3 separate regions of the Mus musculus genome follow, and all the other regions are linked to region 1. Evidence: chromatin loops called from intact Hi-C (ENCODE). Cell type or tissue: gastrocnemius. All regions are shown on one strand. Region 1 holds the start of Prmt1 (protein arginine N-methyltransferase 1). Region 2 holds the start of Flt3l (FMS-like tyrosine kinase 3 ligand). Region 3 overlaps Nosip (nitric oxide synthase interacting protein).

The links. A loop is a pair of places that touch in the nucleus more often than their neighbours do. Peaks named below come from ENCODE experiments on the same cell type or tissue, not always from the same donor. Only the 100,000 strongest peaks of a DNase experiment are listed, where the experiment ranks them.
Region 2: a loop joins it to region 1, with 2.4 times the contacts of the local background. A loop is called at or near these places in 8 of 42 quality-filtered maps.
Region 3: it touches region 1 in a loop (2.6-fold over the local background); 12 of 42 quality-filtered maps call a loop at or near these places.

The regions. Positions count from the first base shown.
Region 1 is chr7:44,982,832-44,987,831 of GRCm38, reverse strand. It overlaps Prmt1 (protein arginine N-methyltransferase 1), which reads left to right and starts at 1,412. Exons shown (of 10, transcript NM_001252476.1): 1 at 1,412-1,549; 2 at 4,245-4,346. The coding sequence starts at 1,514. It overlaps Gm15545 (predicted gene 15545), which reads right to left and starts at 932. Exons shown (of 2, transcript NR_045266.1): 1 at 462-932. In gastrocnemius, CTCF peaks have their summits at 2,146 (motif pointing left) and 3,462 (motif pointing right); DNase peaks (open chromatin) are centred at 1,153, 1,809, 2,118 and 4,561; H3K4me3 peaks cover 3,959 bases; H3K27ac peaks cover 4,490 bases.
Region 2 is chr7:45,134,367-45,139,366 of GRCm38, reverse strand. Flt3l (FMS-like tyrosine kinase 3 ligand) reads left to right here and starts at 2,935. Exons shown (of 9, transcript NM_013520.3): 1 at 2,935-2,988; 2 at 3,283-3,349; 3 at 3,590-3,703; 4 at 4,192-4,245; 5 at 4,851-4,994. The coding sequence starts at 3,317. In gastrocnemius, a CTCF peak has its summit at 2,858 (motif pointing right); a DNase peak (open chromatin) is centred at 2,909; H3K4me3 peaks cover 2,159 bases; H3K27ac peaks cover 1,529 bases.
Region 3 is chr7:45,069,697-45,074,696 of GRCm38, reverse strand. It overlaps Nosip (nitric oxide synthase interacting protein), which reads right to left. Exons shown (of 9, transcript NM_025533.3): 2 at 1,133-1,207; 3 at 610-715; 4 at 10-91. The coding sequence starts at 1,202. Among named protein-coding and RNA genes, the nearest start is that of Nosip, 9.8 kb to the right of the region's middle. In gastrocnemius, a CTCF peak has its summit at 2,272 (motif pointing right); no DNase peak of the experiment used is centred here; H3K4me3 peaks cover 67 bases; H3K27ac peaks cover 1,517 bases.

The sequences.
Region 1 (5,000 bases):
GAACTGGGCGTGGGAAGCATGCCTTTTGGGAAGGCAGAAGCAGGCGGATCTATGAGTAAGAGGACAGCCAAGGATACACAGAGAAACACTATCGAGGAAAAACGGGAAAAAAAGGGGGACCATATTGGCTGGGCAAGATTTTCATAGGCCTTAAATCTCAGCACTTGGGAGACAAAAACAGGTTGATCTCCACGGCGAGTTCCAGGCCCAAGGCACAGTGAGAATCAGTCAAACAAAAGATCTACCAGATTGTAAGTGTTGGTCTGCAGCAGAGGGTAAAGGTGCTTGCCGCTAAGCCTGACGACTTGTGTTCAATTCCCTACACTCACATCGTGGGAGAAAGGACTCCTGTTCATTGCTTTGTGACCTCCATACGTGCAAGGCACACACGAATGCATGCTCACACTATACAAAGTAAGTGTTAGGCGTTGGAAGGAAACAGGTCAGATGTGCTCGCGTACCTTATGCGGAAGCTCCCACTGGAGGGCTCATACGGGAGTTTAAAGGATCTTATGTTTGGACCATAGACTGGTGGGACTGAAGGCAAAGGGAAGGTTCACGAATCCAGCAACTGACATCCATCCTCAGGGAAGGAGTAACTTTCTGCAGATTCAGGGAAATTTCCTGGAAGAGGTGGCGTCCGAATTGCCGGTGATTGACGTGTAGGAGTTGGTCAGACAAAGGACGCTGGGTGTTTCCCGCAGAGGACCTGGAGGCCACGAGGAGGCCACAGGTGTTCAGAACTTGGCGCCTTCCAGCACAGGGGTGGGAAGCTCACAGCGAATCATGGCTGGTTTCGGAATCACAGACTAGAATGCGCCCTCATCCACGTCTCAGGAATTGGGGTTTTCCCTATAACTTAACGCGCCCACGCTCCCCAGTTCCTCCAGAAAACATCCAAGACCGGGGTAGGGGGTATGGGGGAGAGGAATCCACAGAATGGTGATGATTGACATTCCTAAGAGCCAGTTGCTGCTGCCCAAAGCTCTGCCTGCTTCCTTATGGGCCAATGGCCCCTCTTCTTCTAGGCCTGTCGCTTAAACAGGGTGGCGTTAGAGCCGCGAACGTCACCTTTGGCTCAGCCAATATCAACGAGGGAGGAGGGGATTAGCTTAATGATAGACAAGTCAGTTTCTAGACGTCCGCTTAGCGCGGAGCCCGCCGGGAAGCTCCAGGGCGGAGCTGGCCAGAAAGGGGCGGGAAGATCTGGTGAATTTTACCCAATCGTCACACGTGCTGGGTGAGACAGACAGGCAGTTGTTCTCTTCCTAGCGGACAGGAGGGGGCGGGCCTTTAAACGCTAGGGGGGCGGGCACTTTATGTTTGATAGGCGTGTCTGTCATCCAATTGAAATATGAAGCTCTCAGATGGACGGCTTTACAGACCAATGAGAACTTATGGCGGGGTATCGGGGGCTGGGCTGAGGACCCTCTGGTAAAAGGCGGTCCCCGGTCGAGCCGGGGGGAGAAAAGAGAGAGGGGGGGGTCTCGGAGGCCGGAGGACTCGGGTGAAGATGGCGGCAGCCGAGGCCGCGAACTGCATCATGGAGGTGAGTAGCTGGGCTCTTTAGGCCCGGGGGCGGCGCGAGACGGGTGGCCCACGGCCTGAACTGTGGGGACGGGGCCTTTTGATGTGCCTGGCTTCGCGTTGGTCCGCATCGGGGGATGTGTTCGATCGTGACGGGAGAGATCTCGGCTTTCGGTGCTTTGGGACCCGCAGCCGAGCCGAGGACTGTCGCACGTGGTCGCGGGCCGGGGGCGCTTCCAGCCGGGCCGCACGTGGTCTCGCAGAGTAGCGTGGGGAGGGGGGTGTGCCGCCTCGAGGGGCCCCGTGGGCTCCACGTGCAGGACAAAGGCCCCGCCCCCAGCCCGATGACCTGGGCTGCACTCAAGGGGTCCAGGGGTTGCCACCCGCTCTCCCTGGCTCGGCTGTGGATGTCCATGCAGCCCGGGCTCTTTGCACCCGCGTGGGGCCTGAGAACATCAGTCCCCAGCCTCCCTTTCCCCAACTCTGTGTTAGCCTTGTGCAGCGGGGGGGGGGGGGGGGGGGGATGGGCATAGCCCTGTGACCTCTCTTTAAGGAGATGGTGGGGAATCTCATCCGAGGAGATCCGGATCCGTCGCCGGGCACCCCCTCGTGGTCACTATGGGCGTGTGAGAGGGGCGTCTTTTTTCATGGGGCGTGGCCCAAGCCCACCCCTTCATGGGAGGGCCCTCGGGTGGATGGATAGTCAGAGGTCAGTGGTGGGGGATAAAGGAGTTCGGATGGCCATGGGCCTTAACCTCCACAGAGCTCCATTTTTACCAACTTGAATGTGGCAAGGGACCCCTTTTTGAACATTTCCGCCTTTTTGCCTAATTTCCCCCCAAAACAGAATGAAATTCTAGCATCTGCCTTGCTTACCTGCTTATCGTTGATTGTTCGATCCTAAGCTGTATTCCTCAGTCTACTTTTTACTTAGTTTAATTAAACAAATGTGCCTGAGCCTGGCGGTGGTGGCGCACGCCTTTGATCCCAGCACTTGGGAGGCAGAGGCAGGCAGATTTCTGAGTTGAAGGACAGCCTGGTCTACAGAGTGAGTTCCAGGACAGCCAGGGCTACACAGAGAAACCCTGCCTCAAAAAAAAAAATGTGCTTGGCCTTGAACTCACCCTGTAGCTGAGTATGGCCTTGAACTTGCCATTTTCTTTTGACTTCTGAGTAGCTCATCATCAGGCTTGTAAGGCAGGTCCTAGACATGGGTTTCAAGCTCTCTTCAGTCATTTGTCAACCTTCTGGTGTCCGTCTGTACTATTGAAAAAGTGGGGCCCACGTGGGAATCTCACCTCCCAGGCTGTGGGGAGCTGAGAGCTTGGTTAGGTTGTGACGTTTCTCTGGAAGCCTTGGGTGGCAGTCATTGATGGTATTTAATTTGATGGGGCCCATACCTCTTCAAGTTCTCTGGAGGGGAAGGTCAGTTGCTGGGAAATCTGCCATAAATAGGGATCAGTTAGCCTACAGGGTCACTATGGTGACCCTGGGCCCTGGGACTTGTGGACAGAGAAAAGAAAAGGCTGTTCCAGTGTGGGAACCCAGGTGAGGTGGGGAATGGGCTGGACCCAGTTTTCCAAGGCATATATGATACCTCCTCAGAAAGGCAGGGAAACCAAAGAGGTCAGGTTGCCTCTGTGTGTTGGTGTGGGTGTGAGTTGGTGGTATGCCTGCTGCTTTGGTGGTGTGCTACGTCTCTCTAATGGAATCCTCTTAGGACAGGCGACAGCACCCTTCCCTTCCTACCCCTCCCTCCAGTTTATTCATGGCACTTCAGCCTGGCATGTGTGTCAGGAAATGTCACCTAATCTCTTGGGGGGGGATTAGGTAGTGAAGGGGAGCAACAGCTGGGCAGTGCCCATGTGCCCTGGCAAGTATTGGGTCTTGTGGCCTAGATGGGGTAGGTGTGTATGGCCAGTCATTGGACCAAAGAAGGACAACAGGGGGCAGGCCACCATCTCTTCAGCCAACAGCTGGGACAGGAGACCTTCCCTTCCCTCCTTCCTATCCTTCTCTACCCGATCACAGCCTCCCTCATTGCTTGTCCCTGCTCACACACACACTCCCTTCCTTGCCCAGGCAAAGCCAACCTACAAACCACTCACCGCCCCAAAGGCCTTCCCCAATCACCCCGTAGCTAATCCTTTTTCCCTGTTACTCTCTCCTAGAATTTTGTAGCCACCTTGGCTAATGGGATGAGCCTCCAGCCGCCTCTTGAAGAAGTAAATATCCTTTTGTGAGACCCCCACCCAGCCCACTTCCACATAAGCTTACTTGCTATACATCTGGCTCCCCAAGAGGTCTAACCGTCCTCTTGCTTCCAACCAGTTTCCTCTGCTGTGCCCCCTAACCCCTTAGGACAGAGCCCTTCCTGGCCCCAGCTGGCTTCCCCAGAACCATGGCTGCTTCCTTAACTCCATCTCCAGCCCTCCTCCCCTGCCCTTCCATGTGTCTGCCCTGGCTCTGCCCTCTCTCCCTCCCTCCCCAGCTGTGGGCTGAGCTAGAGACAGGCCATAGAGCCTGGAGAGATGGTAGGCGAGGCGGCTGCTCCCTGGATGGTGCTCTGGGTGGGTCCTGGAAGTGGAAACATGACCTGGGGAAGAAAGATGCTGGAGGGGGCTGGAGGGTTGTCCTGGTATGATGAGGGGCTTTTTGCAGGTTGAGGAGACTCTGGGGAACCCACCTTTGACCCTTTGCCACTCCCCCTCTTCTAGGTTTCCTGTGGCCAAGCAGAAAGTAGTGAGAAGCCCAACGCTGAGGACATGACATCCAAAGACTACTACTTTGACTCCTATGCCCACTTTGGCATCCACGAGGTGAGTAGAGACTGACCCTACAGCCAGTATGGACTGAAGGACCACAAGACCAGACAGGGCTCTGAGTGTCTCAGCACGTTCACTGCTCCCTTTCTGCCCCTGGTCCACTTTTGAAGACTGAATTCTTCCATCTCTCCAGAAGCCAGTGCAAGTGCTTCCTGCCCCAGTGTACCACAGACCTAGGGATGAGGTCCGGCCCTGTCTGTCTCTGGCGCCCTCTAGTGACTGGCAGTGGGGCTGCGTCCATGGCTCATGCTGCACTACAACCCTTTTTGATAAAGGAGACAGGACTTGGTGCAAATCAAATGACATTCTAAAGAATCCTCGTCTTTTTTCCATGGGGCTTTAAAAACAACAACAACAAAAAAACTACTAGAGGCTGGGATTGGGGCAAAGTGGCGGAGTAGTTGCTTAGCACGTGCTGGATAGTGGCCTCCATCCCCAGCATCATAAATGGGGAAAAAATTGGAAAATTTGCATAAAATAATTGAGCTTTTGGAGGCCTAGGGACGTACCCCAGTTATTAAAGGGCTTGCCATGCAAGCATGGGTTTCAGGTTTTTTTTTTTTTTTTTTTTTGGTTTTTCGAGACAGGGTTTCTCTTTATAGCTCTGGCTGTCCTGGAGCTCACTTTGTAGACCAGGCTGGCCTTGAA
Region 2 (5,000 bases), 150 kb before region 1:
TGACCTGCCTTGTGAGTGCTGGGAATTGAACCAGGGTCCTTTGGAAGAATAGCCAGTGCTTTTAACCTTGAGCTATCTCTCTAGTTCCATGTTTTTATTTTAATGCTTTATGTGGGTATGGACACATGAGGTCAGAAGAGAGTACTGGATGCCATGGCACTGCACCGCTGTGGGTGCTAGAAACTGAAGCGGGTCCTGTGCAATAGCACATCCTTTCAATCTCAGTCATCTTTCCAGCCCCACATTTTCAAGTTTTTGAGACAGAATCTGGTGTGGTAGCACACACCTTTCATTCCAGAGGCAGGGCAGGTGAGCCTCTTTGAAGTTGAGAGCAGCCTTGTTCATATATCTTGCTCCAGGCCAGGGCTACATACTGTACTTAGTAAGACTCTCAAAAAGAGAGAGAGTCTGACTAAGCCTGACTGAATTGGAACTTACCTTCCCAAGGTGTTCCAGAACATACTGTGATTCTCCCGCCCCAGCCTTCAAGTGCTGAGATACCAGGTCCCATGTATGACTCCATTAAAGCGTCATCTGGAGATACCAGCAGTGTGAAAGAACACATGTGAAAAAGTTAGGATACAGTCAGCCTAGCCCAGGCCCACTTCCCTCACATTCATCCCAAGCCACTGGGCTTCACCCCACAGTAAGTGAAGTCATTGGCCAAAGCAAACAAACTTGCCAGAGTTTCCAGCAGACATAGGGCTCTGCAGAAAAGACTTAGGTGGACCATGGAAGAAACAGAACTACACAGGCAGTAGAGTCCTGCTTAGATTGCCACAGAGTCTGGGTCATGGCTCAACAGCAGAGTGTCTGCCTAGCATGTGGGACGTGCTAGGTTCAATCCCCAGAACTGCACAAAAAGAAGATACCTTCTTTTTGTCCTTTTACTGACTCATCTCCCAGTTTAGGGCAGAAAAACCTTCAGCTTAAAGAGGACAAAGGGCTAGTTCTCATAGTGACAAAGCCAGCACTCGCATGAAACCTGCAGACTGGGATGTGACAGATTCCCTGAAGTGCTATAAAAAGCAGCTCAATGAACTAACCATGGCCTGTGCACCCCCACACTCTGCAGCAGCAGTGGGGGTGCAGAGCCCAGAGGAGCATAGATGGGCTGAGGATTGACTGTTTTGGAAGACAAAGTGTGATGTGATCCAGACTGGCTTCAGTCTCGTAATGAAGGATGATCCTGCCTGGATTACAGGTGTGCTCCACCTAGTCTGGTCTGCCTGGAGATGCGATCCAGGGTTTCACACATGCTAGCCAAGCACGGGGGTATTTGCAGCCCCAGGATCTTGAGATGGGATCTCCATACATTATCTAAGTTGACCCTAAATCCAAGAACAAGCAATCCACCCGCGACTCAGAGAAGATCCAGCTGCCTCTTCTAAGTATTGGGAGTAAAGGTTTCATCACCACATCTTGCCTGTTATATGACACAGGGTCTTATATGTAGCCAAGGCTAACCTTGAACTCCTGGTCCACCTGCCTCCAATGCACCATACTCTTCATTCTTGGTCTTTCAAGCACAACCAGGTCCTTTCTGAATTGCCTCTGTGTGGACTCAGGTGGAGTCCAGGTGCCAGCCCCGATAAACAAAGGCACTCCCCATACTTGGAAAATCCCAAGGATTTATCTCCTAGGAACCAAAACCAAAGCCCAGACACATCCTGTGCTACACCACAGCAATGAGATGGGAAGAGGTCGGACTCTTGTGTAGCTGCTGCTTAGGCGAGTCATAGTTCTGGGTGCAAGGGCTTTGCAGGGTGGAAACAGCCACGGAAGAATAGAAGACAATGGGGAAGATAAGGAAACCACATCGTGTGTTAAATGGTGATAAGGGCAAAGCAGGGTGAGTCTGGTGCTGCGAGGGGAGCTTCTTGGGGAAGGGTGTCATGAGGCCTCTGCCTATGTGTTTAAGCAAGGGCTTGGGCAAGATGGGGACAACACAAGGATCTGGAGGGAAGGTATTCCATGATTGGAAACAGCTAGTGCAAAGGCCCCTGGCCAAGAGAATGCCCACCTGAGACGCACGCGCATGGCTAGTGTTGGGAAGGAACACTGATAGCATGAGGTTAGCAGGGAGGGGTTAGGAGAGCACAGAGTCAAACACTGCAGCTCTATGTGGAGGGGTGAGGTGGGCGGCACCATCGATTGAGTCGGGGACCTCAAGCTTGCTAGTTCTCTGCCACTGACTCTCTGGTGGATTCTAGGCAGCTGCTCTCCAACTGAGCTGTGCACCTGCCCGTCTTTGTAGTATTTATTTATGTATTTATGTACGTATGTATGTATGTATTTATTTATTTATTTATAGACAGTTTCTCTGTATAGCCCTGACTGTCCTGGAACCAGTCTGTAGACCAGGCTGGCCTTGAACTCAGAAATCTGCCTGCCTCTGCCTCCCGGGTGCTGGGATTAAAGGTGTGCGCCACCACGCCCAGCCATCTTTGTAGTTTTTGAGACAGGGTCTTAGTAAATTGCTCAGGCCAGTCTTGAAACAAGGCCAGCCTCCAACCCTCATTCCTCCTGCCTCGGGCTCCTTGGAAACTGGAGTGACAGGTCTGTATTACCAGTCCTTGCTAAGAAGGCTGGACTTTTATCCCAAATGAATCAGGAACCTAGAGGCTGGAGGTTCACAAGTTCTGTGCCCCAGGAAGCAGATGATGGCTAGGAAGTAGGGAAATCAGAAAGGAAGCCACTATGACATTCCTTATGGTGGAGGCAAAGTCTATTTAATGGCAGCTGAAGTGACTGACACTGTTCGGATTCTACATACACTTCGAAGCTGGAAAGCCTTGTCGCATCCCTTCGCTATCCTTTCAGGGCCCAAGCTGAGGTCTGCGGCCGCGCCACTTGTTACCACTAGGTGGCGTGTCCCGCCCGGGCTCGAACTCACCCCTGGCACTGTCTACCCCAAAGCTTCCTTTCACTTTCGGTCTTTGGCTGTCATCCAGCTTTGGCTTTCCACACCCAGCTGGGGCAAGCCTGGTGCGTGGGGTGAATGGCTTTCCAAGTCCCCGAGGGGCGGTCCCAAGGTCCCCACTCCCGGGCAGAGGGAGCAGGGTGCGAGACCTGGGGAGGATTCTGGGGACGTCGGTCGGGGTTCTTAGAAGAGGAGATGACTTTTCACAGTCACTGAGGCTCGTGCAGGAAGCCTGGGGGAGCAGGAGGCGGAAACGCACCCACATCAAGGGCGGCAGGGCGGGGCGGCGGGGTACAGGGGTGGGTGGGGAAGGGGCTGCAGGGTATGAGCCCGAGACCTGCCCTCCTGTCACTTCCAAGAACCTGTCACAGGCATGAGGGGTCCCCGGCAGAGATGACAGTGCTGGCGCCAGCCTGGAGCCCAAATGTGCGTATACCTGAGGGGTGATGGAGCCGGGCGGAGAAGGGAAATGGGCAGGGGATGGAGGCATGAGGAGACAGACACAGAACAGGATTGGAAGAAAAAAAAGAGGATGGCCACAGGTTTGTCACAGGAGCCAAGGTGCAGGACAGGCAGAGACAGGGAAGATGACACCCAGTTAATGAGGGAAGCAGGATCCAGGGAGCCCCTGCATGGAAGTCAGTTGCTGACACCACCTCCCTGTAGTCCTCCCTGTTGCTGCTGTTGCTGCTGCTGAGTCCTTGCCTGCGGGGGACACCTGACTGTTACTTCAGCCACAGTCCCATCTCCTCCAACTTCAAAGTGAAGTTTAGAGAGTTGGTGAGCCAGTTCCCATACTGTGCTGGGTCCTTATCTCCGCATCTCTGTCTCACAACATGTCTTTATCTCTGTGAGGTCTCTGTCCCTCTCTCTTTGGATCTCCGCCCCCTGCCCCCTTCTCTGGGTCTCTTACTATCTTTCTCTGTCTCAGTCTCTCTTTCTGAGTCCCTGTTCTCTGAGTCTCTGTCACTGTTTCTCTCTAGGACTTCTGGCCTTCACTCTGAGCACATGTTCCTCTCTGTCCCTCTCTCTGTCCCTCTCTCTGGATGCCTCTCTCTGTAGACCTCTGCTGCTCTGTGAGTCTCTTTGCTACTGTCTTGGTGTCTCTTCTCTCTCTCTCTCTCTCTCTCTCTCTCTCTCTCGTTCTCTTCTTCTTTATGTGAGTCCTGCCTCTTTTCTGTCCTTGTCCCCTTGTCTCAGGGTCAACTTCTCCGACTCTATAATTTGCTCTTGCTTTCAATCAGGCCTCACCTTGTTTTCTCCCATAGACTGACCACCTGCTTAAAGATTACCCAGTCACTGTGGCCGTCAATCTTCAGGACGTGAGTCACAGTCGGGAGGGCCCTGGGATGGAGGTGGGAACCAGACTCAAGATGTGCCACCAGTCAGGGACAAGACTAGTGGGCTACCTCCTGCACCCTCAGACCTGAAAATCTAGACCTTCTTTCCACCCACACCCACCCCATCCTAGCCCCAGATCAAGGCATCCTAGCTCATTCTCCCACCAAGCTGTCAAGACTGGCCTCTATGTTCCTTTCTCGCTTGGGTTTAGTAGGTCACTCCCTCTCAGGCATCTGGCCCCGCCCCTCCGTGGAGAGGGCGTGGTCTTCAGACTTGAAGCCCCACCACTTTTCTCCCTTGGTGTCTGGCCGGGTCTCATCTCAGGCATTTGATCCATACCCACCTCCATCTCACAAGTGACAGGCCCACCCTTCCTACCCTTTCTGGCCCCACCTCTTTCGGTCTCCTGGCCCCGCCCACTAATTTTAGCATCTGGTCACGCCCATTCTCCGCTGACACCTAGCCCCATCACTAAGCCATCCTGACCCGCTCTCCTTCCTTCTGCCTTCTGGCCCGGCCTAACCCATGTCAGTCATCTAGCCCCGCCCCTACTCTCTGAGCTCTGGCCTGGGTTCTTGGTCTGCAGGAGAAGCACTGCAAGGCCTTGTGGAGCCTCTTCCTAGCCCAGCGCTGGATAGAGCAACTGAAGACTGTGGCAGGGTCTAAGATGCAAACGCTTCTGGAGGACGTCAACACCGAGATACATTTTGTCACCTCATGTACCTTCCAGGTTAGC
Region 3 (5,000 bases), 87 kb before region 1:
CTCCATCACCTTCACCTGCCGGGCGATCTCTCTCTTCTGGTGCAGGATGTACTCCAGGATCGCTTCCCTCTCATACAGGTAGCCGTCTGGCCTGCAGAGGGAGGGGATGAGGGACGCACTGGCGTGGGCTCAGCCGCAGGGTCGGGTCCCCCTCCACATGGGGTACCACCAAGCATATTCAGGTGAGCATCTCTATTCACTCCCTGCCCTGGATACCACTAAGTACCTTTAGGCAACGTCTTCACAGCACTCCTTTCAGTCCTCTCTTTAGAGAGACAATGTACTGGAGCTCAGGCTAGCTTCAAACTACTATGTAGCTGGGGCTTGCCTTGAAGGCCTCGTCTTCCTGTCTGCATTGCCTGAGTGCTGGGATAACAGGTGTGCATCACACCCGGCTTTCTGTGGTGCTGGGATGGACCAGAGGTTCCTGCATGCGAGGCACGCACTGTACCCCGAGTCAGCCTCAGCCACTAGACTAGCAGTGCACTCGCTCGCCCAACTGCACCTGTGGTGGAGGTGAGCTGCCTGCCTCTGGTGAGGGCTCTGAGGCTCTGAGAGGTCTGCTAAACCCACACACACCAGCTGCCCCTTTGCCCCTCCCCTGCTTACGTGACCACAGGGTCATGGCAGGGCTGCAGAGAGAGACAGCAGCAGTCAAAGTCTTTCACAGCGTCCCGGCTCAGTCGAATGTTCTGGGTCCCATAGCCCGAGGCCGCTGGGGACAGAACAAGGTGGGAATGAAGACATGGGTGGGGACATGCCCTCCACCAAATGTCGCAGAGAAGTGTGTAGGTTTGGTGGAGTCTGAGAGAGTCCACAATGGCTAGGTCAGCTTTTTTCCCCAGAAGCGGGGTGAAGAGGCTCAGGGCTCCCTCCCTCTCCCGGGGTGGGGACCACCACTGTGGCTCTCGGCCTTCCTTTCGGCAGAGCTGGCCAGGAATGGTTAAGAGGAAGGGGAGCAGACGTGGGATGGTATGTTGGATGGGCCACACTGTCTATGGCCACCATCATTAGTATAGATGGGAAAGAGACAGGCCACTCAGGGGCAGAACAGGACAACAGGGCAGAATTAGAAAGCCACACCTCACAAAGGGTGAAACTGAAGGTGACAGTGATGTCCCTAGGATGGTACCTGTGTCCTTCTTCTTCTCGTGGTAGGTGTAGACGGCCCCTGCAGTGCAGTTCTTGCCATGCCGCGTCATCCTGTCTAAGGGGGGAAGTGTCAGGGTGACCCCAGGGCACTCACACAGGACATGAACAGCCTCCTGGGCTTGTGGTCAGTAGCCTGCTCCTGAAGCCTGTTCAGGTCGCCGAAAACACAGCCCTAAACCACAGCAGTCCGTGGGTCTCAGCAGGGAGGACAGAACACCAGGCAGTGCCCAGCCACTTCCTTTTGCCTTTGAGACAGAGTCTCACCATGTAGCCCTGGCTGGCCTCAAACTCTACCTCTGCCCCCTAAGAGCTGGTTTAAAGGCCTGAACCACTTTAAAAACAAAAACAAAAAAAAAAAACTCTGTCTTCCTCTATTGCCCAGGCTGATCTTGGATTCCAGGCAAACCTCCTGCCTCAGCCTCTTCAATGCTGGGAAGACAGGCTGTGCCACCACGTCTGTGCTAGGCAAGTGTGTGCATGCGGAACTGCATCCCCAGCCTTCCCTATGTTTCTCATCTCTCCTTTCAGTTACTAAGCCATTGGGGGTCAGGGGAGGCAGGAGAAGAGTTCAAGGGAGGGGGTAGGGAGATGACTCAGGGGTTAAGAGCACCAGCTGTTTTTCCAGAGAACCTGGGTTTAATTCCCAGCACCCACATGGTGGCTCACACCCAGTTCCAGGGCTTCTGGTGCCCTCACCCAGACACACATGCAGGCAAAACACCAGTGCACATAAAATAAACAAATAATTACTTGGGGGGGGGCAGAGGGAGGGAGGGAGGGAGAGAGAGGGAGAGAGGAGAGTTAATTCAAGGTGAATTTGAACTACTTTGAATCTACAAAGTGAGTTGGAGGTCAGCCTGGGCCACATGAGACTTTGCTCAGCAAACAAAAGAAGTTACTGGGGTTGGGGATTTAGCTCAGTGGTAGAGTGCGTGCCTAGCAAGCACAAGGCCCTGGGTTCTGTCCTCAGCTCTGAAAAAAACAAAAAACCCAAGTTACTATGTAAGACACTCTAGAAACAACTAAAACCTTGACTTTTTCAAAACCATTTTATTTGCTATGTGCATGCTTGCTTGTGTGACTGACGTCATGTGCAGCAATGCCTGCCAAGACCAGAAGAGGGTGACAGATCCTCTGAAGCCAGAGTTACAGGTGGCTGTGAGCTCCATGTGGGGACTGGGAAACTAAGCTGGAAGAGCAGCCATCATTACTAATGGATGAGCCATCTCTCCAGCCTGGGTATTTAGAATAACATCATTATTCTCCTTGAAAATGTAGCTGATGTAACCTAATCCTGTGATCTAAACCCATCCTTGATACTTTCCACCATTCACTTGGGTTGTTTTGTTTTTTGTGTTTGTTTGTTTGTTTGTTTGTTTTTGAGACAGCCTTGGCTGTCCTGGAACTCACTCTGTAGACCAGGCTTGGCCTCAAACTCAGAAATCCGCCTGCCTCTGCCTCCCGGGTGCTGGGATTAAAGGCGTCCCCCCCCCCCCACATTCACTTGTATCACAGTCTTTGCTGCTTTGTAGGTTCTTTATCTTCCACCTTTCACCCCTTTCTACCCTTTCAACCCCCAACACTAGAGAGAGGAAAAAGGATGGGAAGAAAAGGGTTGGGAAGGGGGCGGAGTTATCATTAAGTTACCTCCTGCTCATTATGGGCATCAAGCTCCCTGGGCAAGCTTGACAGTCAAAGTCAGGATATCTCATTTTTTTTTTTTCCTTTCCTTCTTTGTGTATGACTACTTAACAAACCCAGACCAAGAGCAACCAAGAACCAATAACCCCACTTCTCAGGGCCCTAGCATTTATAGACCCTCTGAAAACTCCTCAGAATCCAAATGTCACACAATCACAGAAACTATCTGCTGCAGCAAAATTACACCTCTGCTAGGGCACAAGGCAAATCATAGTCAGCTGCTGTGGGCGGTCTGAAGCAGCCCCACATCCCACAGCTGGGATTACAACAATCATATTCTTATAATATTTCTGTGTTCTTCAAAGAAAGCAAAGCTCCAAATTTGTCACTACCCATGTGAAACACATACATACAAACTAAAGAAAAGGTTTCACCAGAAATTAAATTTTACATATCCTTTTCTCCATGAACGTATATTTTCATTGGTTCCTATTTTAACCTGATTTCATGTCTTTGTGTTCAAAACTATTTAGGTAATCACTCATATATCTCAGCAATAGAAAAAAATACAGAGGGCTGGAGATGTTGCAGCTTAAAACTCCTATAGACACAGCCCCAGGGGATGGATCTGTCTGTCTGTCTGTCTGTCTGTCTGTCTGTCTCTCTCTCTCACACACACACACACACAAATGTAATAAACTGCTTATTTAAAAAGAAACAGGGGGTTGGAGAGATGGCTCAGCAATTAAGAGCACTGACTGCTCTTCCAGCAGTCACTGCTCTTCCAGCTACAGTGTACTTACGTATAATAAATAAATAAATCTTAATAAATAAATAAAACCTAGTATCATGTTCTTATTAAAAAAAAAAAAAGAAAAAAAGAAAAAGAAAAGAAAAGAAACAAAGGCAGGCCTGGTACTTAGTGTCCTGGCCTAAGTAACTTAGTGAGACATCACAAACTCGAGCCGAGAGCTGAGGCAGAGCTCTTGCACTAACAGAGCACTTGCCTAGCACACAAGGCCTGGTCAACCACGACACTGCAAGGAAACCAAGCACACAGAAACCAAACCCATAAGGTCTGAGAATGAGGCTTTCTGCAGTGCGCAAGCGGTAGGCAGGGCCCAAAGGGGTGGAATCCTCTCTCCCTCCCTCTATCTGAGTGTGCTGACAGATGAAAAGTTGGAAGCCCTGGGCCAGTTACACTCTGTTGCTCCCTGTGTGTGCGCCAGGAAGAGATGAACTAGGGACCCTAGATGTGGTGGCCCACACCTGCAATCCCAGGACACAGAAGCCTGAGGCAGGAGGTTCTATATTGGGTTCTAGATCAGTAAGAACTGAGAAAGACCCTGTCTCAGAAAACCCAAAGGTGGGCCCGTGAGATGGCTCAGGGTGAAGATGCTTGCTTGCCTTACAAACCCTATAACCTGAGTTCAATCTCCTGTGCCATGGAAGAATTGTCCGCTCTCTACATGTATGCTGCAGGGGTCTGACTGCAAGGACCAATCAGTCAATAGTGCTACACCCAATGGTTTCCGCAACAGGTCTCAAAAAGGCTAGGCTGGCCTCTTAAGCTTATCCTCTCAAGGAGGATAGCCTTGAACGTCTTATCCTCCTGCATCCACCTCTGGAGTCCTAGACAAGACAGGTGGGTAGCACCAAGCCCGGTGTATTTAACTTTGGAGCCAACTGGAGAGATGGCTCAGTGATTAAGAGCACTGACTGCTCTTCCAGAGGTCCTGAGTTCAATCCCCAGCAACCACATGGTGGCTCATAACCATCTGCATTGGGATCTGATGCCCTCTTCTGGTGTGCATGAAGACAGTAACAGTATATTCACATGCATAAAAATAAATAAATCTTTAAAAAAAAAGATTTATTTTGATGTGCGTGGGAGTTTTGCCTGCATGTATGTTTGTGCCCCTCATGTGTGTCTGGTGCCTGCAGAGGCCAGGTCCCCTGGAACTGCAGTTACAGACAGTTTTTCTTCACACCTTCACCACAGGGTTTCCTGTGACTGTCACCAAGCAAGGACCAGCTGAGCTAGCCACCTCCAGCTGAGAAATGTCAGCTCTAGACAGAAAGAGAAGACAATCTAACCAATAGAAGACCACAGCCTCTTATCAAAGCACCCGGTGCATTTCAGGCCAGCTAGGACTACAGCTGTGCCTGCATGGATGTCTATACACAACATGTGTGCCTGGTGCCAA